2 separate regions of the Homo sapiens genome follow, and region 1 is linked to region 2. Evidence: chromatin contacts called from ENCODE Hi-C data. All regions are on one chromosome and are shown on one strand. Each heading gives the region's core, a stretch centred on a gene start or an enhancer-like site at or near the end of the contact. The rest is flanking DNA. Distances are from core to core; before and after follow the strand shown. Region 1 overlaps TEX41 (testis expressed 41). Region 2 has its middle 60 kb from the start of TEX41.

The links. A loop is a pair of places that touch in the nucleus more often than their neighbours do. Pooled maps may share reads with other maps.
Region 1: a loop to region 2 is called in a map of ascending aorta, with 2.2 times the contacts of the local background. The contact joins two enhancer-like sites. A Hi-C loop is called at or near these places in 2 of 168 maps with a recorded cell type or tissue (ascending aorta and endothelial cell of umbilical vein) and 4 of 50 pooled maps.

The regions. Positions count from the first base shown.
Region 1 is chr2:144,995,174-145,000,557 of GRCh38, forward strand. All of the region lies in intron 3 of TEX41 (testis expressed 41), which reads left to right. Among named protein-coding and RNA genes, the nearest start is that of LINC01966, 120 kb to the left of the region's middle. Within about 2 kb of position 4,034, at least 4 of the 41 ENCODE cell types and tissues checked have a DNase peak (open chromatin) inside an H3K27ac peak, as active enhancers do; they include ascending aorta, where a contact is called at or near this core.
Region 2 is chr2:144,605,576-144,610,580 of GRCh38, forward strand. No RefSeq gene overlaps it. Among named protein-coding and RNA genes, the nearest start is that of TEX41, 60 kb to the right of the region's middle. RefSeq lists an enhancer at 3,446-3,947. Within about 2 kb of position 2,401, at least 5 of the 41 ENCODE cell types and tissues checked have a DNase peak (open chromatin) inside an H3K27ac peak, as active enhancers do; they include ascending aorta, where a contact is called at or near this core.

The DNA of each region.
Region 1 (5,384 bases), core at 2,784-5,283, 390 kb after region 2:
TTTTTGGAGACAGAGTCTTGCTCTGTCACCCAGGCTGGAGTGCAGTGGTGCGATCTCGGCTCACTGCAACCTCCGCCTCCCAGGTTCACGCCATCCTCCTGCCTCAGCCTCCCGAGTAGCTGGGACTACAGGCGCACACTGCCACGCCTGGCTAATTTTTTGTATTTTTAGTAGAGACGGGGTTTCACTGTGTTAGCCCGGATGGTCTTGATCTCCTGACCTTGTGATCTGCCCACCTCACCCTCCCAAAGTGCTGGGATTACAGGCATGAGCCACCACACCCGGCCTTTTCCCCTTATTCTTTAAACAATAAAAACAAAACCACAAAATGCAAGTCAGTAATTAATATTGGTAGTGATCTAGATAATGAGAGTTTTTTAGTATAGTTACAAACGAAATATTTGAGTATGCTCTGTAGATGCTTCGTTGGTTTATAGCTTGTTGTTTCACATAATTGTGAAATAGTGAAACATTTATCATTGTGTTAAAGTTAGAGCTATTTGGCTATTTAAGAAATTTTAGAAAATGATGAAATAACTGTCTCATTCCAACTTGAGAAGCAGTTACTCAATGAGAATATGATACTGAAACCAATGAAAGTTAATGTGTGAGTGGTGAGATAACAAAAAAAAAGAAAAAGAAAAAACACAAGCCGAACAACAACAAAATATTATCCAATAATGTTTTAGCTACCAATATAGATTTTTCTATTGATATGAGTAGAGGGTGGGCATTTAAAGTCACTTTCACTTTCAGATCAATCCTATTTTGGTTTATTTCCAAATCCAAATAAAAACAATAAGGTTCACCTATTGGCCAGTGATTTATTAAAGAATCTGACGATGTATCTAGAACAACTTAGAAGGCTGTTTTATAGGGAGTTATTCTAAAGAAATTATTTGGAAGTTGTCCGTCTTGAATTTACAGCCAAAATTTTTATTCCCTTTGTGATCTAAGTGGAATAGATCCATCTTCTGCTCCAATTACTGGTCAATATGTCAGTCAGATCAAATGCCACTAATAAGATGCTAAAAAGTGCTTTTGAGGAACATAGGGATTTCTTTAATAAGGCGTGAAGTATTTTTTAATCCGTTTCTTCCTTGTTAAAAGCCTATGATTCTCACAGATTGTTCTGTCATGATGTGGTTTTGATCCTTTATGAGAAGGAAAAACACATGGTGGAATTCTGAAATATAAAGTTAAAAATTGAGTCCAGGTAGCCTCCTCAATAGCAGCCCTACTTGAAATCTTGCGTAATAACACGATCCCTTCTGGAAGTACTGTGACGAGCAAAATGGGGAAGATTTTTAAGGAAGCCTGTGAAAATATGTGGAAAACTCTTTTCTTTATGAATTAAATTTTCAGTACTTGCTTTTGACTTATAAAGAATTAGGTTTCTCATATTCTGAATAAAGTCCACAAACTCCAGAATACCAAACCAATGAGTAATCATGGGAACTCTATAAAAAAACAAAGATAATGTTGCCCTGGAGAAGAAACTGCCTTTTTTAAAAAAATTTATTTAATGTGAAATATCATTGCTTCAGGGCATAAAAGCAAAATGACCAATCTCTGAATATTTCCAGTTCCCTCATTTATCTCATTATTTATCAGTCTTTCTTCCCATCTGAGCACAGCAATTAAAATAAATTTAATTCCATCATAGCTAAATGGAATAGGTACAACAGTGAGAAACATCCTAAGAGCAATAGCAAGGGATAGAGATAGGTAGTGGGTGGTGACAAGATCATAGCCATCTGCCCGCTGCATGGAAAATGAATTGGAGAAGGGTTGGGGTGGGGGGGTGAAACTAGAACAGATAATGTACTATCACGGGCCTCTACATGTGGCACAGTGGTGGCTTGGATTAGGGTGGTAGAATTGGTGATAGAATTGAAATTGAAAAATACTTCATGAGTAAAGGTGTAAGGCATTATGTTGGGTTGGATATAGGGCCGGAAGTCATGAGCATTGCTTTATATTCTTCAGTAGATGGGAGATAATACTGGAAGCAGGTCAGGTTGGAGTGAAGAAGATATAGGGATAATAATAACAAGCTGGTTTGGGACATTTGGAGCATACTAAATCTTTTTCTCCTTTCTGTTCCATATTCCATCCACATTGTCATGTCCCCATAAAAGGTAAATAAAGAACCACCGAGGGTGTGACCCATATCACTCTATTTAATCTCAGACTGGCAGAAATATTAAAATTATATTTCCTTTATGTGTGTATGTGTCTATAACACACAGATAGACACACCTAGCTATGTACATCCCTATTCTGTCTGTGTAGCATCATGATGAAAACAAAACAAAACAAAATTCCGTATTTCTCAACATCCCATCACTGTTATGTTAAAGCATTGAAAAATTTCATCGTGGTGCTTTTCTCAATTAATATTTATAGAGTTGATTTTATGACTCTCTCAACAAAGTGACCAAAATATTAGTTATATTTACAATAGTTATAAATAAGTGCTTAGATCCAAAATCACACAGGAAAAGTCTTTGTCTTATTTTGTGTCATATTCTCCTTCCTCCTTGTCATTAAATAAAAATCTCAATAACTGTCATTTAACTAATGGTTTATATAGGGAGCCTTCTTCTTAGAATTGCCAATAGTCAAATAGATCTTGATAGCACTTAATTTTGAGTATTTGGGTGCAAGAAGTTCCACAAATGGCTTTTCTACTCATATTTTTAAGGGTTTCCTTCTCTCTTCCAGAGACTGTTTCTTCTGCGTGAACTGTAAAAGGACCTCTTATGCTTTATCTTCAAGCCCAGCAATGAATGTAAGGTTCAGAAAATTTGACAGATATCCCCCTCCACGACTTATCTTTTAAATGAAAAATAAATTTAAGAGCAATACCAAATGATTTTGACCAAGTTTGGAAAAAAATGTACTTGTTTAGATCTGTCTTTGCTGGCAAAATGATGGAAATTTGTGGTAAATATTTGAATACCATTAAGAAAACCTAATTTGAAGATTCAGGCTCTCATTGTCTACTATATGATGTGCCTGCTCCTTGGCAGAGCATTTAAAGTGTTCCATAGCATACCACCAGGCTACTCTTCTATCTTTATCCTTGTCCATGAGACAAATGAAACTGCTTGTCATTCTCTACTTTTCCTAATTATGTTCTCTAGACCTGAAATCTTTTGCTGTCTTACCAGATCACTTTCTTTCTCACCTTTCGTTCAAAACTCTCGTATTCAACACTCTCCAAATTTTGATGACTTTTCTTTCAAGGCCTGTCTCAAATGCTATTTCCACCATAACAGTGTTTTGCTATTTTTCTTAAGGCATTTTTCATAATTTGCTACTTTAACTTTGTAAAACTCATGCTTATTCCTGTATTTGTTACTCTGCTTATTGTAGTGACTTGCACATGTCATGCAATCAGTAAATATTTTTTGAATTAAGTTGAATCACCCCTGCTGACAACTCCTATTTACGTAAGACATTGGGAAATTATTCAAATCACAGAATCATCTTGTTTGCATCGACAAAGGTAGTCTACCGGGCTCTCTCCATTATATTGCCTCATTAGGCCTCATTCACCAAACATGAGTTGAACACCTACTAATTGCAGCATGCTGTGTTGCTCTGTCCTGTAAACAGGACCACGTATAATTACATAATCATACATCAGGAAAAATATATAATTATGTGCATCTCACATATTCAAAATAACTTTCTAAAATAAAATAATTAGACTAACTTGATATCAATTAAATCTTGTCCAAATAAAGACTGAATATTCAGCTTTGTTCAATCTCTTGTGAATGCTGATAAAGAGAGTCAATCTTTCCACTTGAGAAAAACAATTATCACATATCTAACCCAGGCACTCATTTATTCAATAATTTTCTCTACCAAAATTCATACGTAAAGAAAAATGTGTTTCATCTCAGCACCTTGGTTGGTTTTCAAAGACGCTTATTAGGATTTGGTTTCACAGTCTCTGATTTTAGATAGGTCTCTTAGGATTGGTTATAAGAGCTGAAGCCTCGGAGGCAGCAAACAATTGTGGAAAATCTGTGAAGTAATGTTGTCCTTGCAACATTTTCCGGCCTACTTTTCAGGACCCATGGGATTCAGATAAGCACTAAGTGTGTGTCCAAAAAAAACCACTGAGGTTTTTAAGCCACTGTCCATCCTTAGTATAACTTTTTCATGAAAAATTAACTTAATAGAATACACTCTTTTTCCATGATTAAAAAACTTAAGAGATCAGGGACTACCTGGGCATGTGTGATCTGACAATTCACTGTTTTAATTTAAAATGTCCAGGCAGTATTGCATTCATAAAATGACCGCACTGATATGTAAGCCAAAAAGCATAAGAAGTGCATTATGGGTAAGAAGTTTATTTTTGTTATTCTTTTGAAATCTTCAGCTGGTATTAAAAACAGATCTTTTGAGCTAGAACAACAGTCGTACAGGTAGACTTCCTACTTTTGGAAAAGATCTGGTCTTTAGCTTATGGGAACCGAGCCGAAGCAGATGTGAAAAGTTCAACTAAAGGAAGAACAGATTAAATGCACTTTTGTGGTTGAAAAACCAAAACAGATGTTATTATTAAACCACAGAAACCTGGGTGCATTTAAGTAACACTAGGTGTCTGAATTTTACATTTGTATTTAAAATAATTAAGGCATTTTAAAGCCACAGAGGCTATTGTGTGCTATCAAACTCTTAATGTTCAAATCAAAAAGTTTGCATATTAAAAAACTCTCAGAAATATTGAGTGTCTGCCATTGTGTTTGTCATCATCTGAAAATGAGAAAGAAAGCATCTGACAATTAAAAACAAAACCTTTTGGTGATGTTTACATTATTTTTCAAAAGCATTTTGAAACCATTCATTTGTGTACTTTTGTTTTTTACATCTTTAGATAGCAAGCAACCCTGAAATGTCTAGATTACTGTTTTTACAATGTAAATCTTAGAGAGATTAAGTCACAGAACAGAATTAAGATGTTGCCAATATATGAATTCACAGGCCGTTGTTCCACTAACTGGAATACTTCCCTACTCATGACAGCCTCTACCATGGGATACAAAATGGTGTGGGAAAGCAAATACAAATCAAAATTGTCCCACACATTCATGCCTACACTTTGATATTTAATTTTGAATTTCTCCATAAATTTTGTTCTAATATGCCCTCTCTCTACTTCAATCCAAAGAGGTTAAAAGTCCAAATCAAAAGCTGTTGTCCTGTGAAAAATCCTGTACTAGAGAAAAGCCAACAGAGAGAGAGGGGGGGTGGAAAAAGGAAAGGTAATAGTGATTCATTTCATAGTTAGATGCCCTCAATCATTAATCTAGATATGTTCTACACACTGGGCCAAAAGGGATGCATTTAGATAAAATGGA
Region 2 (5,005 bases), core at 1,151-3,650:
GCAAGATATTTTTATTACTGGCTACATATTGTAGTGGAGAGATTGCCTAAGATAGGAAAGGGTCAAAATGTCCAGTTTCTCCTTCCTGTGGTACAAGCTACTAGTCATTAGTCAAGTTACTAAATCTCGCTGAATTTTAGTATTTATAGTTATAAAATGATGAAACAAATAAATTTTCTCCTTAGAGAACAGGTGCTTTGAGATCAAGAACAATGAAATAATAAAATATTGCATAGCCTGGTCAGTACATTACAAATGGAAATTATTATTATTTTGAAGATGTGTTACTGTTTTCTCTATTAAGATTCTTATTTTCCTGTGTTTGGGCTGGAATGATAACCTGTCAACCTTCTTAGTAGATAGTATTTAATTTTATTTTAAATTTAATATCTAAGGATTTTTTTTAAATAGAAGTGGCAATTATATGTGCACACAATTTTAAAACTGCATTTAATTATTTTTCTTTCTTTTGCTTCCCTCTTTTTTTAATGGAAGGGTAATATACTTGCAGAAAAGTGCCCAAATCATTGGTGAAGAAGCTCATATAAACAGCAACTTGATCAAGAGGTCAGCATGTCAGAGATTCCCTCACGCCCTTTCTAATCACTACCCAACTCCCTCCACCTGAGAGGGGACCAGGGTCCGGGCTTCCAATACTATCACTTAGTTTTCCAAAATATCATGTCAAAATGGAGTGGAATCAGGGCATCTGCTAAGATGTGTGACAGCAAATTCGCCTCTGGGCAATTCGTCTCTGGGTTTTAATTGTGTACTTTAAAACTAAGGAGGCTAAACCTTTAAGTTTCTTTTCCATCTCAGCATTTAATGATTCTGCTAAAAGACAATCTGTGTGTTTAAGTTAGCACTATTTTTATACAACATCTACTGTGGTTTTTCATCTCAGGTGGAAGTTCACAGGAGGCATGTGCTAAATGAAAGGTGGCCAGTTAACTGTATCCTCTACCATGAATAAAACCAAACTCCTAATCCAACATGGGCCCAAGAGGAGTAGGTGAATGAGGACTGATGAACTGAGGGAACTGAGGGCATTCCACCTCTCCCACAGTCCTGGAAACATTGCCTCAAAGCACTCTCTTCTGCTTGGTGCCTTGGGCAACAGCACTGTACACAAAGAGCAGAAAATCCCCTGTAATTTGATCATTTTAGATGTAGCATTCAATTGTGGGATGAATATAAACTTCTGCCATTTAGCAATTAAAATACTGTTTGGGTAGCAATGTAGACTACATAAGTAATTAAGATCTCCTTTTTGTCTTACTGGTATCTAGAAGGAACCCATCATTCTATGACTTCTGTCCTCAGAAGCTGAGTGAGATGAGGAAGAACAAATTAGGATAACTTCCTCCAAAAGTCAAAACAATAAGCCCTGCTGCCTTCCTCCAGTCTGTGGCACATGCTGTGCCATGGTTTGAGTTTTCTGTAGTTGTAGGAGTCTTTTTATCATGAGGAATGTATTTAAATGGTTTTACTCTATAATCTCTCCTGAACGATTTCTTCACATGGAAGGATTCATTTTTAAGGTGACCAAAGAGATAAGTGAGTGAGAACCTACTTTCCAATATGCCCAGGACCCCGAGACACTAAGTCCCCAAGGGAAACTACACAAATCTCCAGGACTCGAGGGGACATATTACTCCAATACTTCCTGTTCCGGGCCTGAACCAGGACACGAGTCTTGACCCCTGTCCCAAAGTAATCTCTTCCCCAAGATGTTCATGTGGAGAAGTAGAACTCAAGTCTCTTTTCCTTGGGAAACACTGCATAGAACCGCATGGCCCACGGAAACAACAAAAACTTGATTGCTCCCAGTCGTGGTGCCTCAAAGTCTGTTTTCAGTTCCTGGTCATGGCTGCCCAGGTTGGGGGCATGGTGAACCACAGGTTCACACGATATTATGTGCCACAGCTTGATCCAACGTTAGGAAGGGCAAGAGACACACACATATCCTCCTCTGGTCAGTTATGGAAGGTGTCTTTCCACTCCTGCAGGGGAATCCGTATTCAACTGAGAATGAGCAGTTGTCTCCCCTGTAGCCTTGTTGGTTGAGGAGAATGCTTTCTGCTTACCTTTGTGAAAATTGCTTAAATACAATTACACTCCCAACCAGCATTTCCCCTGTCTCTTCCAATGTCCAACAAGAAACCCAACCCCCAAATCTAAACACCAGACAAGTAGCTAGAAAAATGAAAATAAATGTTCAAATCCAAAAGCTGTGTGCTTCTGTGATTGAAAATCTTTTTCTTAGCGAGTGGGAGTTGCTTTCATCATTGCTGGTCATATGTTTTTGTTTTTCATTTTCTGGTGGAGAAGTTTTCTAGGGTATTTTTCAAACTTTCCAGCTTAGCAAAGCGTTGGCTAAAATTGAAAAGAGAACTAGGCGTCAAGTCGGAGGCAGCATTAGGTTTGTTCTTGTGGGGGGGGCAGGTTGCTGACACAGCGAAAATAAGACAAAACATTTGAAACTTCTGGCTTTGTACTTCTCAAATGCCTCTTTTAGAAATCGCTTAAGTCGTTATTAACATCCACCACCCACCTTCCCTTTTTGGTCCTGACATTGGGTAATAATAGATAATGTTGACATATGTTCCCTGCTGGTCAGAAATACTATACTTCTGTGAAAGGTAACATTTTCAAGCTATGACAAAATGTATTTTACTTGGACAGAACATTAGTTATTGGACTAATCTCAGAATGTGGGCTGTGGGGTAAAAGTTTTAACATTTTAGTTGTGGGAGAAAGTTTGTTGAGAGAGTAAAAGCATCAGTATGGGGTTTGTTTAGCTTTCACCATTTCCAAAGGTATTGGCTTGCTGTCAAACTCTCATGTCCTTAGGAATGTAAAGGAAACATTCTCAGTATGTATGAAGAACAGCTGTCCATGGACGCAGCAACTTTCAAAAATGATTACACCCAACTTTCCTGCAGTATGGATTATGGAATCAAAAAATATTTTTTCACTGTGTACCAAAGAATTCCGTTTTACAGGCCAGTTTTGAAGCTTTTAACTGCATGAGACATATGCTGCAGTTCTGTTGTTTGTTCTCCATGTGATGTACTATGAAATGTGTTTTTTAAAAAGGGGGAGAAAAAGAGGAGAAAGGGAGAGAGTGAGAGAGAGGAAAGTGTGCAAATTCTTCTGATCAAATGTGGTCTTCAAAACTACTTTTGAAACTAATTTAGGGGATGAGTTAGGAAATGCCCCAGCTGGCTTCCATGCTACCGAAGTCTGAACAGCCCTTTGCAAAGCTGGAAAAATTGATTTTGTTTTGAAGGCTCACACAGACTTTAGTGTTGTGGAAGTTGGACAGAGTTTTTATTGAATCTGGTCCTTTGTGTTTTATGACAGTCTGAATGGGTATTAAGATTCCACGAATAAATCCCCTGCCATTTCTGAGATTTCTGATATAAACATGAGCTCCGTCAATTTGTTCTCTGTACAAATGTCTTTCAGAATGTTAACAAACATGGTGCATTGATGAATGGGCTGGCCTATGGAGTGCAGTCTGCTTTACTTGGTAGGGCATGTTGCTATGATTTTTCTTTTGTTTCTCAATGCTATGGCCACCCAGAAATGGGGGCTGTTGAGGGGTGGTGAACTTCAAGACTTGAGGACAGGGGAGAGTTAGCTCAAGGCTGGTTGGAGAAGTGGTGTTAATGGCCTTCAATTGAAAGTCTGGCCAGACACCACATCAAGGGGATTGTGGATTGGCCCTCAGGAAATGTATTAAGTCTTTTCTTAAGTGCCTCAGGTGAATTACTTAGAGGAACACAGGTAGCAAAGAAGAGAATATATTTTTAAGATATAATCTTTCTATATTCTGCATAAGTTTGTATTTTTTCAGTGTACTTTAAACTCAAATGTCAAATTGATAATACCCTAAAATTAGTTTCCAACTAAATACTATAATTTAAAGCAAGCAAGCCAAAAAAATTAAGTCTCAGTTTTTATGATAAAAATTAGGTCATGTATAATATAAACACTTTTGAAGGAGAATTATGATAGAGTTTCAGGAAATGTTATGTTCCACAATTAATGGTAGTAAAAAGTTGTATATTGTATAATTTGAAGTTCTGTAATGTGTAACTATCATTTTAGGTATAATTCTGAACTTAGCATTGGGTTTTCATTTTGAAGCACAAGCCCAAATCTTAGTGGCCTAATCTTATTCTTCAGATATTTAATGCCCAGACGGGAGCTGTAATGGCTCCTAAGAATTTCTTATGTGGTTAAACTGCCCAGCAGTGTCCAGCTCTTTACTTAGCTTTTACATAATTGCCTTCTAGGGTGGTTATCTGGTATATGGAGCCGTTCCCTAGCCATATTCTCCTCTACACATTGCCCTTCCTGGGGACTTAGTACAGAACCTGGGTAATCAGTTTGGGGTTCAATTCACATTCATGATGCAATCGATGCATTAATGGGGATGTTTCATGGGAGATTTTAATACACTCTGTTATTGGCGTTATAAATTGGGCCAGTTAACTTGATGTACTTCTCTTTGTGGTCCAAATTCTGCCCTCTGTTTCTTACTTGAAATTCCCATTGAAGTAGTAATTACCAAGTGGAAGAATACTAAAAATGTTCAGCCAAATTCTGTTCTATGTTGCTATCATGTAACTCCCGATGAAGTTAATTACGACTTAGTCAGAACTAGTGCTACATCTTAAGGGCTTTGGAACTCTGTGATCTGCCATCCAAGACACCAGGCCAGCAGCCTGCCTTTAAATATCTCATTTTAAGAGGTAAATTGACCCTGTTGAAGGTAAGAAATGGCTATTGCCAGTAACTATATGTGTAATGGGGCTTAAATAGTAGAACTTAACATATTTGAACCTCAGGAAGTTTGATCTTTTTGTAGTTTTCCTCTTTGGGGAAGCCTGTTTCACAGAAGCTTTAATTCTCTTTAGTGCACTGAGTCTATTGATATGAGTTACCTCCTGTCCCATTCTCCCAAGCATCCCTTAACTGTAACAGTATATAATTT